Linked DNA regions of Mus musculus: region 1 is linked to region 2. Evidence: chromatin loops called from intact Hi-C (ENCODE). Cell type or tissue: gastrocnemius. All regions are shown on one strand.

Evidence for each region. Peaks named below come from ENCODE experiments on the same cell type or tissue, not always from the same donor. Only the 100,000 strongest peaks of a DNase experiment are listed, where the experiment ranks them.
Region 1: it touches region 2 in a loop (2.3-fold over the local background); 2 of 42 quality-filtered maps call a loop at or near these places.

The regions. Positions count from the first base shown.
Region 1 is chr4:11,249,767-11,257,766 of GRCm38, forward strand. Ints8 (integrator complex subunit 8) reads right to left here and starts at 4,493. Exons shown (of 27, transcript NM_001159595.1): 1 at 4,215-4,493; 2 at 3,010-3,184. The coding sequence starts at 4,344. In gastrocnemius, a CTCF peak has its summit at 4,282; DNase peaks (open chromatin) are centred at 3,641 and 4,488; H3K4me3 peaks cover 3,091 bases; H3K27ac peaks cover 2,667 bases.
Region 2 is chr4:11,482,209-11,490,208 of GRCm38, forward strand. It overlaps Virma (vir like m6A methyltransferase associated), which reads left to right and starts at 3,750. Exons shown (of 24, transcript NM_001347055.1): 1 at 3,750-3,897. The coding sequence starts at 3,835. In gastrocnemius, no CTCF peak of the experiment used is centred here; a DNase peak (open chromatin) is centred at 3,699; H3K4me3 peaks cover 2,022 bases; H3K27ac peaks cover 1,586 bases.

The sequences.
Region 1 (8,000 bases), 230 kb before region 2:
CTTTTCTGCCTTCCAAGGGCACCAGGCACATTTGTGGGGCATAGACATTCATGCCATCAAAAACACCCATATACATAAAATAAATAAAAAGTTATAATAACCAGAAGCTGGAAAGAACGCAAATGTCCCTCAACAGAAGAACGGATACAAAAAATGTGGTACATTTACACAATGGAGTACTACTGAGCTATTAAAAACAATGGATTTATGAAATTCTTGGGCAAATGGATGTATCTGGAAGATATCATCCTTAGTGAGGTAACTCAAAAGAACTCACATGATATGTACGCACTGATAAGTGGATATTAGCCCAGAAACATGGAACACCCAAGATATAATTTGCAAAACACAAGAAAATCAAGAAGAGGGAAGACCAATGGGTGGATACTTCATTCCTCCTTAGAATAGGGAACAAAATACCCATGAAAGGAGTTACAGAGACAAAGTTTGGAGCTAAGACCAAAGGATGAACTATCCACAGACTACCCCACCTGGGGCTCCATCCCATCAGCCACCAAACCCAGACACTATTGCATATGCCAGAAAGATTTTGCTGAAGGGACCCTGTTATAGCTGTCTCCTATGAGGCTATGCCAGTGCATGGCAAATACAGAAGTGGATGTTCACAGTCATCTATTAGATGGATCACAGGGCCCCCAATGGAGAAGCTAGAGAAAGCACCCAAGGAGCTGAAGGGGTCTGCAACCCTATAGGTGGAACAATAGGAACTAACCAGTACCCCCAGAGCTTGTGTCTCTAGCTGCATATGTAGCAGAAGATGGCCTAGTCAGCCATCACTGGGAAGAGAGGCCCCTTGGTATTGTAAACTTTATATGCCCCAATACAGGGGAATGCCAGGGCCAAGAAGTGGGAGTTGGTGGGTAGGGGAGCAGGGCGGAGGGAGGGTATAGGGAACTTTCGGGATAGCATTTGAAATGTATATAAAGAAAATATCTAATAATAAATAAATAAATAAATAAATAAATAAGGCTGGGTGGTGGTGGCTTACACCTTTAATCTCAGCACATTGGGACGAAGAAACAGATCTCTGAGTTTGAGGCCAGTTTGGTCTACAGAACAAGTTTCATGAACAGAAACCCTGCCTTTAAAAAAAAGCAAATTATGGGCTGGAGAGATGGTTCAGTGGTTAAGAGCACTGACTGCTCTTCCGAAGGTCCTGAGTTCAAATCCCAGCAACCACATGGTGGCTCACAACCATCTATAACAAGATCTGGTGCCCTCTTCTGGAGTGTCTGAAGACAGCTACAGTGTACTTTCATAAAATAAATAAATAAATAATTTTAAAAAAAAGCAAATTATAAAAGAAAAAAAAAAACTGGAAACAAACTAAATTATTGCTAATGAAGGATAGCTAATGCCACTGTGGTGGTTTGTGGTGAGGTGGGAAATTGAGGCTGGTTTTGCTATAAAGCTCAGGCTGACCTTGAACCACTGGTTCTTCCTCCCTCAGCTTCCCAAGTGCTGGGATTATGTGTACACACCACCATATCCAACTAGCTAATATTATGTTAGGTAAAGATACAAATCAAAACCTTATACAGGATACAATAACGTGATTTACAAATATAACAAGTTAGGTATGCATAATGTCAGCAACTTGGGAAGTTAAGGCAAGATAATCACGAAGTCAAGGTCCCCTTCAGTTACACAGCCAGATCATGGTCAACTAGAGCTACAAAAGATCCTATGTCAGGAAAGAAAGAAAGAAGAAAGAAAGAAAGAAAGAAAGAGAGAGAGAGAGAGAGAGAGAGAGAGAGAGAGGAAGGAAGGAAGGAAGGAAGGAAGGAAGGAAGAAAGGAGAAGAAAGAGAAAGAGAGAGAAAGAGAAAGAGAGAGAGAAAGAAAGAAAGAGAGAGAGAGAAAGAGAAAGAGAGAGAGAAAGAAAGAGAGAGAGAGAGAAAGAAAGAGAAAGAGAGAGAGAAAGAAAGAGAGAGAGAAAGAAAGAGAGAGGGGGGGGTGGGTAGGCACTGGACAGATGCTCAAGTGGTTAGAGCATGTGTTACTCTTTCAGAGGCTGTGGGTTGGATTACCACCACACACATCCATCTGTAACTCCAGTTCAGGGGATGTGATGCCCTCTTCTGATCTCTGAAGGCACTCACATGATACATGTACATACATGTAGGCCAAACATTCATACCTATAAAATAAACCAAAAAAAAAAAAGTTCAAATAAAAAACAGAATTTCTAAACAAAACAAAAATAATAAAAATAGAAGGAAGCGTTGACACTCTTGGTGGCACTGCGTCCCTAGCACTTCTGAGGCTTAGGCTCAGTCTGACACTAAAAAACCAGAACACTGGGCAAACCAGGACAAAAAAATACACAAAAATGTTATGTCTGTCTTTATACGTTCTTCAGGTACTCCTTTTATTTTTTAAATTGAAAGAAAGGATTAAAATAAGTAAATTTCTAAGCATCCCTTTGGAACTATTTGCGTTTAAGTCAGTCAATGCTGACTTGAGTAGCGATGGTAACAGTTTGGGGAGGCGTCAATGATCCCTGGCCAAAAAGTAACAAATCCAAGAGTAAATCAACTGCTAACCAAAACATTTACAGCACTCAGTCTGGACTTTCTCATGTTACCACGCCTGAAGCAATAATTAACTCAGCTACTAGTGGTAAAAAACAGAGACCCTGGCTGTAATTTCTAGTACCACAAGAAGACAGTTTTCTCTTTACCTTAAAGGGTGGTTTATCTACTGCAGCTTTCCTACAGAGTTGGATGGTTTGAGTTACCCTGCTGTCCTGTCTGGTCTCTTAACTTGGGGGCTCTAGTAAGCCTGCTGCCTCAGCCTCAGGCTATTGGGACTACACACATGTCTAGGTTTACTTTCTTAATACCTTCTTTACATGCTTGAATGTTTTGCCATGAACATGCAGAAAAGTAATTTATTTTAAGCCACTATCAGAAAAACATTAGAATCCAGACAGAAACAAAGACATTCAAACACTGCTTCAAATGTAATGCCATTTACAGCTTTATACCTTTTCTCCAGTATGTCTAAATCCCACTTCAAATGTGCAGCAACTTTAAGAGCAAGAAGCTTTAGGACGCGATTTCTCTTGTTATCAGGTGGAGGCTGGACTTGGTTTTGCTCATTAACTGAAGGTTTGGAAGCCTGCTCCAAAAACTGAACTATAAGCTGAACTGGTGCAGGATCTAGGATTTAAAAGAAATTAAATTCTTAAAGTTTTCGTTATAAAAACGCAAAAGGATTCGCGTATACTAAAGACTATGGTACTTGGGGGGCACGAAACATCTGGAGGTGTGGTCAGAGACAGCTGCAGATCGGCGTTTGCCAGCTTAATTAATAAGCAAGAGGGTCTGGGGACGATTCAAAACTGATTCATAACAAAGCATTTCACAGAGAAGAACTAAGCATTACAGGTTCCCAGTTCAAGATAAGACCAATGCCAATTGGAGGAAAGAAGTAGTGTTTTGACAGGGGTCTTTTATTGAACTGTCTCTAGCTTTGTTTCCCACCAGTAAAGTAGCGGCTAATGCCACTTTCTTCACTATAATGAAGGCTTCGCTAAGGACCGCAACCTATTTAAAGAGCTAAGCACGGAGGCTTGGCACCCTAGCCCCTAACAATGTGTCAATAGGAAAGCTCTAAAAGCACTGAGATACACTTGGTAAAACTGCCCCACCAATGATGCCAACTTTTCACAAAGTAGTCTCCTACAAGGCCAAATTCGGATGAGAACTGAGCAAACTAAAGGTAAAGACCTTACATTGTACCTTTACCAAAATGCCCGAAAGAGGAAAAGGGCCATGTTCCTTGCCCAACACGGGTATCCCTATACAACAGCCGAAGCAGCTGTTTTCGGGGGATTTATATTAATTCGGGGTTCAACAGTGAAATACACAATCCCCTGGCTGAATGAACCGAAGGCTACGGCCGGCTCTAGGCTCCGCAGAGCCGCTCTCCCCTCACGAAGTCACCCCCAGGGCCGTGCGACATCGGCGACCCGACCCCCGCACGGCGAGTGCGGGCGCCCTTCGCTGTGAGGACCGCGGCAGACCGAAAGCCTTTGTCTGAAACTTTCCGCAGACGCTCCGCGGCGACGTTCCCGGCTGAGGCACCGTCGAGCTGGGCCCAGCGGCGCCGGCCAGGCCTCAGGCAGCGGGGGACAGAAGGCAGCGGGCCGCAGACCACGCCCGCCCGCCCGCTCGCTCGCTCGCTCACCCGGACAGGCTTTGCGCAGATGCTTCTCCAACAGCGACTCCTCCAGCAGGAACTCGAACCAGCAAGTCTGCGGCGGGGTGCAGGGCCGGCTGGAGGTGGCCGCCTCCCGGTCCGCCGCCTCCGCGCTCATCCTGCCCCCGCCGCCGCTGCTCCCGCCGCCTCCGGGCTCCAACCTGACCCTCGCCCAGTCCCTTTATCCAGCGAAACCGCCCGGAACCTCTAGTCAGCTCGCACAGCCCAAGATGGCGTAGTAGTCGGCCAGAGTCCGGCCCCGGATCCGCAGCTAGCCACGCTCTCGACCAATCCCAGTTAGACTTCGGAGGAAAGGGGCGGGAACAGCAGACTGCTCCGCCCCTTAGCTGCCATGGAGTCTCCTGGCCCTTCAGAAGCTAGATTCTGGCGGGGCTCTCCAGATTCTCTGGACATTCCCAGAGAAAATGAAGCGAGTTCGATGTCTTCGTAAGAAAACCAAAGAGACCAAATCTAGTTGCTTTGTCTTGGGTGCTTTACCTTTTTGAGACTCCTTCCAGCCTAACTCCTCTCCCCGTTTCCCAAGGCTTATTACATAATTAAGATCCAACTTTCCTGGGGTTGGGGATTTAGCTCAGTGGTAAAGTGCTTGCCTAGCAAGCCCAAGGCCCTGGGTTCGGTCCTCAGCTCCGGAAAAAAGAAAAAAAAAAAAAAAAAACAAACTTTTCTGCGACTTCCCAAGACTAACTCTCGGAATAAGAAGCTAGTTAATTTTCCTCAGATCTCCAGTCTAGGCACAGTAAACCCTATTTTACGCGTTCCACCATTCTGAAAGGTCCTTAAGTATCATTATCAATAAAACTAAAAAGCATGGTGTAGTGGGGCATTCCTGTAAAACCCAGCACTTGGAGAGCAAAAGCCAAAGCCAGATTGGTCCTTCTAGAGAGTTCCTGTGATCAGCTGACTGGCCAGCTGATCCGGACAAAATACATCCAGAAGAAAGTTTGAAGAAAACTCCCAGACATCCTATACACACCTCATAGAAAATTTCAGATATGTGTTACTAAAGATGATTGTTTTCATAAAGGGACCCTGAGAAACAAAGAAAAAAATTCAGATTTAGTCAGTTTCTTTTAGATGCTTCTCCTGTTTTGTTTTGCTTTGTTTGAAACAGGGTTTCACTCTGTAGCCCAGAATGACCTGGAACTATGTAGCCCAGGCTAAACTTGAACTTGCATCCATTTTATTGAATCAACCACCCAAGTGCTGGATTATAGATTAAGCTCTTTGTGGGCTTTTTTGGGTGGTTATCTGTTGTTTTGTTTTCAGATTTCTTTTTTTTTTTTAAAGATTTATTTATTTATTATATGTAAGTACACCGTAGCTGTCTTCAGACACTTCAGAAGAGGGAGTCAGATCTTGTTACAGATGGTTGTAAGCCACCATGTGGTTGCTGGGATTTGAACTCTGGACCTTCAGAAGAGCAGTCGGGTGCTCTTACCCACTGAGCCATCTCACCAGCCCCTTTAGATTTCTTTTTAAAAGAATAAAATAAAACCATGTATAGAATATGTAAAACTATTCTATAAATATTCTGATGGATCTTATATCCTTTAGGACTAGCTGGGATAAACTGGGCAGTGGTGGCGCATGCCTTTAATCCCAGCACTTGGGAGGCAGAGGCAGGCAGATTTCTGAGTTTGAAGCCAGCCTGGTCTACAGAGTGAGGTCCAGGAAAGCCAGGACTATACAGAGAAACCCTATCTCGAAAACAAAACAAAACAGGAATAGCTGGGATAGCAAGCCTTTGATTGATCGAATCGAGGCTTTTATAAACCAGCAATAAATTTAAAGCTATTATAAAGTCATGTTAATGCTTTCAACTTCTTTGTATCACTTTGTAAAAAAGTATCTAGCTGAATGGAGAACTCAGCAATCTGAAGAAATGAAGTCAGTCAGTGTTCACTGATTGCCGTGTTAAGTTGGGGCTGAGTTTCTGAATTATTTTGTCTTTAAATGGCAACTCCCACCCTGGTCCTTTAAACTTTAAAGCATTCTACAGTGGCAGACAAGATTGGCAAAGAAAATGGCTGGACAGATACCTCCAAGTTAACGTTTTCAAGTTGCATAGAGGGAAGAATATAGTCCTCTGGCCAGCGGGAAGTCTGCCACTGCCAACTGAGCCTCGGGAGGAAAACTCATTAGAACCTCTCTCACTTCCAAGTAATAAGCTTGTGTGTGTGTCAAGATTTAAAGCACAAATTCTTTGGTGTATAGATCAGACACCAACTCATGGTGAGCTTTTAGGACTGGATCTCAGAATTTTCCTCAGTAGCCAAATATTGTCTCATTAATACATCACGGGACGATCACTGGAAGGTCCTCTTTGCCATTCCTTTCCCCGTGCTGTTAAGTCAGAGTTGTCAGAGGCAGAGCCACCCTGACGTGAGTCTCTAAAGTTTTATCTATATACTTTCAAAATGAGGACAGATGTAAGTATGCCAGCAAATAATGTGATTCCTTCCAATAGGCACTCAATCCTGGTGTGGTTGTACATGCCTATATTCCCAGCGTTCACAGAGTATAGAATGAGTGATAAGCTTGAGGCCAGCCTTGCTACATAGCAAAACTCTTAATAACAACAAACCAAAACTCTATACCACATATCAACAAATCAGAGAATATAGATCTTGGTTTCTCTCCCTCCTCCTCCTCTTCCTCCTCTTCTTCTTCATCATCTTCAGATTTATTTTCAGGACCTGGAGAGAAGACTTAGGAGTTAAGAGCACTGGCTGCTCTTCGAAGGCACTTAGGTTCAATTCCCAGCACACAGGAGGCTAACAAACATCTGTAACTCCAGATCCAAGGGACCTGACACCCTCTTTTCTTGCTTCCTCAGACATGTGGCACAGGCATACATGCAGGCAAAATACTCATACATATAAAATAAAAATAATTAAAAGACTTTTTAAAATTAGTGTGTATGCACCCTGGAGGTCAGAAAAGTATGTCATCAAATCCCCTGGGAACTGAACTCTAGGCTCCTGCAAGAGCAGGACGGACTCTTTTTTTTTTTTTTGAGAGAGAGAGAGAGAGAGAGAGAGAGAGAGAGAGAGAGAGAGAGAGAGAGAGAGACTATGTAGCCCTGGCTGCTTTGGAACTCCCTATATAGACCAGGTTGGCCTCAAACTCACATATCAGAGGCTGCCTCTGCCTCCTGAGTACCATGATTAATATTCTGAGCCAGAACACCTGGCTACCAGCACTCTTTACCTCTGAGCTTCTCTCAAGCCCCTAAGAATAAAGCTCTTAAATGTGGTCCACAAAGCGCTATGGAACCACTGTCCTTAGTGATTAATTTTGTCAACATGATGCAAGCTAGAGTCACATGGGATTTATTAGAGATAATGGACCTATAAGATTCCTGGCAAGTCTGTACTGAATTGTCTTGATTCACCTTACTGGAGGTGGTACCACCTCTCATCCTAGATGATATAAGAAAACAAGTTGAGCAGGCCACAGGGAAAAAGTCAGTAAACAACACTTCTTCATGGCCTTTGCATCAGCTCCTTCCTGTAGGTTCTTGCCTTGTTTGAGTTCCTGCTCTGATTTCCCACAGGGCTGTGGAATTATAAACTGAAATATACTTTCCTCTGAAACTTGTTGCTGGTCATATCTTATCACAGTAATAGAACCCTTAAGACAGCTCCAGAGAAGGCTCCTCAAGATCTTTGTGATGGTTTGAATGAGAATGGCCTCGATGGGCTCATACAGTTGATTGCTTAGTCCTCCGTTGGTGGAACTGTTCAAGGATTA
Region 2 (8,000 bases):
GCGTGTGTGCGTGTGTGTACATGAATACCACAGCTTATGTGGCATGTGTTTGGAGGCAGGAGAACTTTAGAGTTGATTTTCTCCTTCTTCCAGGCACCCCAGGGACTGAATTGTGTCAGCAGGATTGGCAGCAAGTTCCCTTCCTTACTGATCTAACTCAAGTGAAGACTTAGTTTGGCTCATAGTTTAAGGGAGTATAGGCCACAAGAAAGAAAAGGTGTGGCAGCAACCACATTATGTCTGTAACCAGAAGGCAGAGAGATGAATTCCTGTGCTCAGCTTGACTTCTCTTTATTTAGTCTGGGACTCCCACATTCAGGATGGGTCTCCTCTCCCTGTTAAACCTAGAAATACCACAATTGACACACCAGAGGTATATTTCCATAGTGATTCTAAATCTAGTCAAGTTGATCAAGAAGATTAATTGTGGCCAGTAGTAATGCTCAACAGTCTGAACATTTTAAAGTTAAGTCATAAGTTGCTTCCTTTAATTGAAAAGGAAAATGCTGTTAGGAAAGAAAAACTTTGCTGAGGTTGCTAAAATCTGTGCGATAGTGGTTTGAATGAGAATGTCTTCCCCCTGCCCCATAGGTTCCTATAGTTGAATACTTGGGCCTCAGTTAGTGGAACTGTTTGGGAAGGATTCAGGGATGTGGCCTTGTTGGATGAGGTGTGTCACTGAGGTTGAGCTCTGAGGTTTCAAAAGCCCCTCCCAGGCTAGGGTTTCACTTTCTACCTGCTGCCTGTGGATCAGGATATAAAGCTCTCAGCTACTGCTCTAACACCATGCTCTGCCTCCTGCCACAATGATTATGGACTAACCTTCTGAAACTGTAAGCAAGCCACCCCCAAATGACTTCTTCTTATAAGAGACCTTGCTTGTGGTTCTTCACAGCAATAGAACAGTAGCTAAGACATGGTTAAGATCACATCTTCTAGCCATCAAAAGAAAAAATTTTGTGGTAGTTTTGCATGGCTATTTCAATGGCAAGAGTTGCAGTGTATTAAAAGAACATTGTTGGGCTGATGAGATGGCTCAGCGGTTAAGAGCACTGGCTGCTCTTCTAGAGGTCATGAGTTCAAATACCAGCAACCACATGGTGGCTCACAACCATCTGTAATGAGAAACAAATTTAAAAAAGACCTATGGGCTGGAGTGAACAGGGCCAAAGCGAGTGAACAGGACTGGAGCAAGAGGGAAAAAGGGAAGTGGTGGGAGGGCATAGTTATGACGGAAAAGACATTACATTTCCATATATATGGAAAAAATATCACATATGTAGGATTGTATCCACTTGGAATCTTGGAACATTTTCTGTGAATAAGAGTACCTGTTCTTCTATGTCAATCAAATAAGTGTAATACAAATTTTAAAAAAGTAAGTCCTTGCCAAATATGTATGGGTGGCAAAGACATAAATACCCTTCCAAAGTAATAAATATGTCATTAGACAATTGCAAGATTAGACAGTGGGCTAATACTATGTACATATTAGAATAGACAAATCTAAAACACTGACTCTTAATGCTGGGTAAGTGCAAAATGAGATAAATATTTAGAAGACAGTTTGGTAGTTTCTTATATAGATGGTCCTTTTATCATATGGTCCCATGATTACTCTAAATATTGAGCTTAATGAGATGAAAACTTATATTCACACAAAAATTTCCACACACAAGTGCACGCACACACACACACTCCTATCTCTTAGGAAGAAGAGAGAATTGAAAAGCTTACAAATTATTTCATGAGAGATTGTATCCTTGGATCGATAATGATGTATTTGTCAAAACTGTACAATACTCAGTAATTATAATATATCAATATTGGCTGATCAATTGTAATATATGTACAATCTTACTTCAAGTTATTAATAGAAGGGGACTTGGGGTGGGGAAAGAAAAATATGGGATCTCTCTATACTGTCTGTGAAATTTATTGTAAAACTGCTCTTAAAAAGGGCACATCCCTGGAATCCCAACGTTGGGAGGTGGAAATAGGAGATGTACAATTTTCACATCAGCTTGGGCTACTTAACTGGCTTAAAAAAATTGTGGGTTAGGGATATAGATCCTTTTAGAGTACTTGCCTAACCTCAAGATCCTAGGTTTGATTTCCAGAACTGGAGAAAAACAAGAGTATGAGTGGACTTTTAGACTTAAAGGTATTTCTTTGGTTTTGTTTTTTGTTTTTCCTAGCTGAGGGAGAAGAATATGCACGTTTACTTGCTGTTCCCTCCCCACATAGTCTTGTTAAGCAGAAGATAGACATGAAAAACGTCGGTAAAAGGGGAATCCCACAGACAGCTTGAGTCCTGTTCCTTGTTTAGATAGCCTGCCAGTCTATTGTAAAATCCTGGCCTCAGCCTTCAGTGTGAAACCTCAATTTTATTTTTTTTTTATTTTTTTTATTTTTTTAAAGATTTATTTATTGATTATATGTAAGTACACCGTAGCTGTCTTCAGACACTCCAGAAGAGGGCGTCAGATCTCGTTATGGATGGTTGTGAGCCACCATGTGGTTGCTGGTATTTGAACTCTGGACCTTTGGAAGAACAGTCGGGTGCTCTTACCCACTGAGCCATCTCACCAGCCCCCGAAACCTCAATTTTAAAAAGAAGAAAATGTCCTAAGGGAAGGTCATGAGATCAAATACAAGACCTTGAACAAATCTAACAAATGAATAGACAGTGTCTAGTTGAAAGCAATTCTGGCAAACATACAGGAGAATGGAGACATTTTAAGCCTCCTCAGCAGAGCACGACAAAGAGACAGTTATATAAACCCTGAGAGGGAGATAGCCTAGGCACTGAGCTGATCCACCCCACTCTCTCCCTGATGGCCTGTTCCTACTTTTGCTGATCTGCTTTTGTTTTGCTACAACTTTGTGTCTTGATGGGTGGTTCCTGAGAGGACCAGAATAGAGAAAAATTCCTTCTTAACACTCCCTAGGACTATGTATAGTTTCAAGTGTCCAGCACTTGACAGAGAAACTATTCATAAAATTAAAACAAACACACTTTTTATTTTGAGGCAGGGTCTCACGGAGTAGTAGTCTAGGCTGGTCTGAAGCTCAAACTCTTCCTTTGTCCTTTAAATGCTGGAATTGGCAGACTGCTTGTCAGCCAGAAATAGACTTTGTGCTCTCTCTTATATTCGTGACGTTTCATTTATATACCTTTTTGAACCTTATAAGAATTAATCCTCATAATCAGCTCGTGGGATTATTCATCATATTTAACATTTTCATAAACGAGAAAATTTTCCTTTCGTTTGCTGAGACAAGTTGTCTCCCTCCCTCTTTCTCCCTTTCCCTCATTTTTTGAGACACGGTCTCATGTAGCTCAAGCTGGGATTCAACTCCTGGCTGGCCTTGTGTGTGCTCTTTTCTTCTCTTTGAAAACAGTGTCTTTTCAGATTCCCTCATTGCATGGTTTTGTTTGGAGAGCATGCCTCGTGGGAGGCATACGGTGCCGTGTGTCTAGATTTGGCACACTTTCCTATCTTCTAGAACTCATCGCCTCTCGCAGGCGTCGTGGCTCCGCTACTCCGGAGAACCACGGGATTTGGACCACTGCAAACACCGTAGTCCCCGCCCCTCTTTTTTTTTTTTTTTCCCTGCCCCTTTGGGCTCGCAGAAGGCGCCCTCCGCCGCGCTGGAGGAGGCGGGGCTTACGGCTTAAGTCAGCAAGCTGCGATGGGATTGGTGGAGGCTTGAGACGACAGCGTCCTGTTTACCGGAAGTACTGCAGTTTTCCCCCTAGCTGGAGCCTCGGCCTGGGAGGTTGGAGAGCTGCCCCGGAAGTCATCTCCCGGTCCCCCGCCCGCGGCAGACATGGCGGTGGACTCGTCTATGGAGCTGCTATTTTTAGATACTTTTAAACATCCGAGCGCTGAGGTAAGGCCTCGCGACCCGATTTCGACACGGCCCCTCAGTTCCGGTACCCCTGCTGCGGAGTCGGGGGCCGTCCGGGCGGTGTCCTCCCTCAGTCGCGCGCGCGCGGGGGTCCTCTGGTCCACACCCCCTCCCCCAGCCCGGTGCGAGCCCGGTGGCCCTGGGCGGCGGCCCTGCCTTTCTCGGCTTTGATTTGGGGCCCGCGGCTTCAGTCGAGTCAGTCGCGCTGCTGACAGTTTGTCCTGTCAGCGTTGAGTCCTGCGGAGGGTCCTTGGTCTCAGGTGTACTTCGGGTGGGATGCAGGCGTGAGCTTGGGCATCTGGTTTTTGACAGTAGTGTCGGGTTCTGGATGCCCTCAGGGTACGGACTATCCAGGATCCTAAGTCCTCTTCTATCTCTCTTCTAACGGCGGTCTCATTGCTCAATTTGTCATAGCACTTCAATAGTTTGGGAAGGAATTCACCTATTAGGACATGACAGATCTACGAGAATCTCCTTTGCGTGGAGGACACTTGCGAATCATGCAGTATTGAAGGACTAAAGACTGTCATTAGAAAGCAAGTCTGTTGTTTTCAGGGGACGAAGGTGGGGTGTTGCGTAGTTTTGTGTACAGAATTACTTTAGCGTCCCTGAAAGGCCTTGGAATTCTTAAGTTGAATGTACTGAATGTAGCGAATTAACGAAGATTCGCAAAAATGAACTATAACGAAGTCCACAGAGAAATTCGGCTGCGAGGAAGAGAGAGTAAATGAACAAGCCTCATATTTGTTTGTTTCACCGGAAACCTAATCATTTCGAGAGTCATTCTTTGGGGATTGTCTTGTTTCTATGAAGACTGTATTCTTTTTTTTTTTTTTTTTTAAGATTTATTTATTTTATGTATGTGGGTACGCTGTCGCTGTCTTAAGACACACCAGAAGAGGGCATCAGATTCCTTGTGAGCCATCATGAGGTTGCTGGGACTTGAACTCAGGACCCCTGGAAGAGCAGTCAGTGCTCTTAACCGCTGAGCCATCTCTCCAACCCTACTGTACTCTTAATATGACAACATGAAAGTAGGGTAGAGTGTCTCCTATTCTTTCTCGGTTGTATGTCCTGGGTTTAGACCGTACCTAGGAAAACATAAGCATCTGAATGAGAAGAGATTTAAAATGTTCTCTTATGAAGTAATGAAATGAGTACGGCTGCATTTTCTTGAATAAATGAATGAGTGACTGCTGGGCTATGTAATTCCAGCCAGACTTGAGAAAACGCAAAATGGCTGCCAAACGCAAAATTGTTACCAGAACAAACATCTTTATGGAAGTAGAGAACAATAAAATTTAAAGAAAGAACCAGGCATGGCATTAATGTTTTTTATCCCAGTACTTGGGAAGCCCAGGTAGGCAGATCTTTGTGAGTTTGAGGCCAGTGAACTCTCATAGCAAGTTCCAGGACAGTCAGGGTTACATAGTAAGAGTCTGTCTTAAAACAATTTTTTTTGGAAGAAGCATACATACCTAGTACTAGTCTACCAAGCAATTTGTCATTCTTTCAGGCTTTTCTATCCTTCGTTCTTAGACAAAAATTAAGGATCCTAGGAAAACAGAGCAGGTTAAAAAAATACTCTCCGGGAGTGGTTGAAGGTTTAGAAAAAAAAAATCCCATTTGACTTTATCTTGGAAGAGTAGGGGTTTGTAAGAGGTATAGAAATGTTTGGTTCGAGTTAGAATATGTTGTGTAAAGAGGTACACTGGGAATCCTGTGAAGTTTACAGTCTTATCTCCAAAATGCCTAATCACTGGAGTGTAGAGGATGAATGGCATTAACTGAATCACAAAGCACACCTTAATCTCAGCACTTGGGAGGCAGAGGCAGGTGGATCTCTGTGATTTCTAGGCCAGCCTAATCTATAGAGTGAGTTCCAGGACAGCCAGGACTATGCAGAGAAACCCTGTCTAGCAAAACTAAACAAAAAAGCCAAAAAGCCCAACTTAGTTTACAAAACAAAAGGCACTAAAACCAAACAAAATTCTTTTTTTTTTTTTTGGACTGGGGCTAACTTGCAGTGTGAACTAGGGCTGGTTTAGAACTCAGAGATTCACCTACCTCAGCCTCCCTGGAACCAGGATTAAAGGTGGGTGCCACCATTCCCAGCCAAACAAAGTCCGTATTCAGTGTCTGATGTAGGACACTCTAGTTGATACTTATTTAGCTCTCTTTGTGAACATAAAGGTACAGAATTTTGGTGAGAGGCTATTCCTTTGTGAATATCAAGGGAGATTTCATTAACGCAAGTGACATATTAAGTTGATCTTGGTAAAATGGGAACTGTTTCTTTGATTGTGGGAAAGGAGGGCTGCTGTCGTCAGTCTTCTGTTAGGTTATGCCCAGACCAGCTGTATGAATTGATGCCTGACAGGCCATGTCTTGGAGCGCCTTAAATGTTCAAGAATAGTACAGACTCTTTGTTGGAAGTCTTTCGTTATTGAGCAGGGGGATTATATGATTAGTAAGCTAGATAGATTAATTGGTCAGTCATAGAATAAAAAAGTCAGTGAAAATGGGTAGCAAAGTCAGAATGGGTGAGTGAGGTGCAGTGAAAGCTAGTTAGCAGATGGAATTGATCCCTGGAGCTTTTCCTGAGCTAGGGACAGTGCTTTGGTTATTTGAAGGAATTTTCTCTGATCTATTAGTTTTGAAAGTTGTTTTCATTTTATAGATAAGCAATGGTAAAAGGTCAGGTGGTTTCTTTGAACTGACATGGCTACCTTAAGGTAAAATGACATTCTGAGCCATGCCTGCATTCCGGACATCTAGAGAAGAAGTACAAGCTCATGGCTCCCTGGGCGACATAGAAGACAGACAAAAACAAGGTGTGTGAGATGGCTGCATGAGCAAAGCCCCTGACGCCAATCCTGAGAACTTCAGTGTGGTTTCTGGGGCTTCTGATCAAAGGAGAGAACTGCCTCTAGAGGATTTCCTCTGACTTGCATTCAGGCACTGTGGAATAAAGAAAGAAAAATCAAACCAGACAAAACCAGGAAGAAAATACAACACCAGACATTTTTTTTTCCTGGCTCTAAAGTGATGCCATCGGTTTTGCAGTGGGACCAAGGAGGAAGAAGTGCATGCAAGGCACGTCTTGGAGGAGAGGCAGTTCGTAAACATGAAACAAGAAAGTTGAGTTGCTTCTAAAGACATTTGTAATCTATAGGGAAGTTAACCTTTGATTAACCTTTCGCAGAGGATCCCTAAAAGGGGTGAGAGAAGCTCTAGATGAATTACTAGTGGTAGTTTGAATGGCTGGAGAGAAGGCTCAGCAGTTTAGAGCATTTGCTATTTTTGCAGAGGTTCCGGGATTACACAGCTGTGTAACTCCAGTTTCGGGGGCTGAAATGCCCCCTTCTGACCTCTTCAGGCACCAGCATGTGTGCAGTACCACGAATGTGATGTACATACATATACGCGGGCAATATACAGATACATAAGATAAATATTTAAAGGTAAAAAAACCCCTTTGTATTGCGATTCCTTTAAAAATGGGGCTGGAGAGATGATTCAGTGGTTAAGCACACCTGTTAGTCTTACAGAGGACCTGATTTTGTTTCTAGTACCCGTATCAGGAGGTGCACAGCTGTAATTCCAGCTCCATGGGATCCTACCCCATGGCCATATGTGTGCAAACATACATGATTAAAACTAAAGTAAACCTTAGGGGGAAAAAGTGTGTACTGTTCTTGCACAGGACCCAGGGTCAGTTCTGGGTGCCTGGAATCACCTGCACCTACTCCCCTCAACACACACAGATATATGTAGTTACAAATAATCAACCAGTTAATCAGTCAGGCAATCTTTAGGGCTCCGGACATGGCTCAGTGATTAAGAACACTTGTTGCTCTTGCAGAGGGACTTAAGTTTGGTTCTTAGCACTGACAGCAGGCAGCCTCCAATGGCTTGTGACTTTAGCTCCAAGGAATCTAGTGCCTTCCTTTGGCTTCCTTTGGCTTCCCTTGGCACTGCACATGTAAATTTCATTCTAGAAAACTTAGAAGATGGAGTGAGCAAATGACTCAGTGGATAAAAAGCACTTGGCAGCCAAGCTTTACGGGTTCAGCTCTGGAACC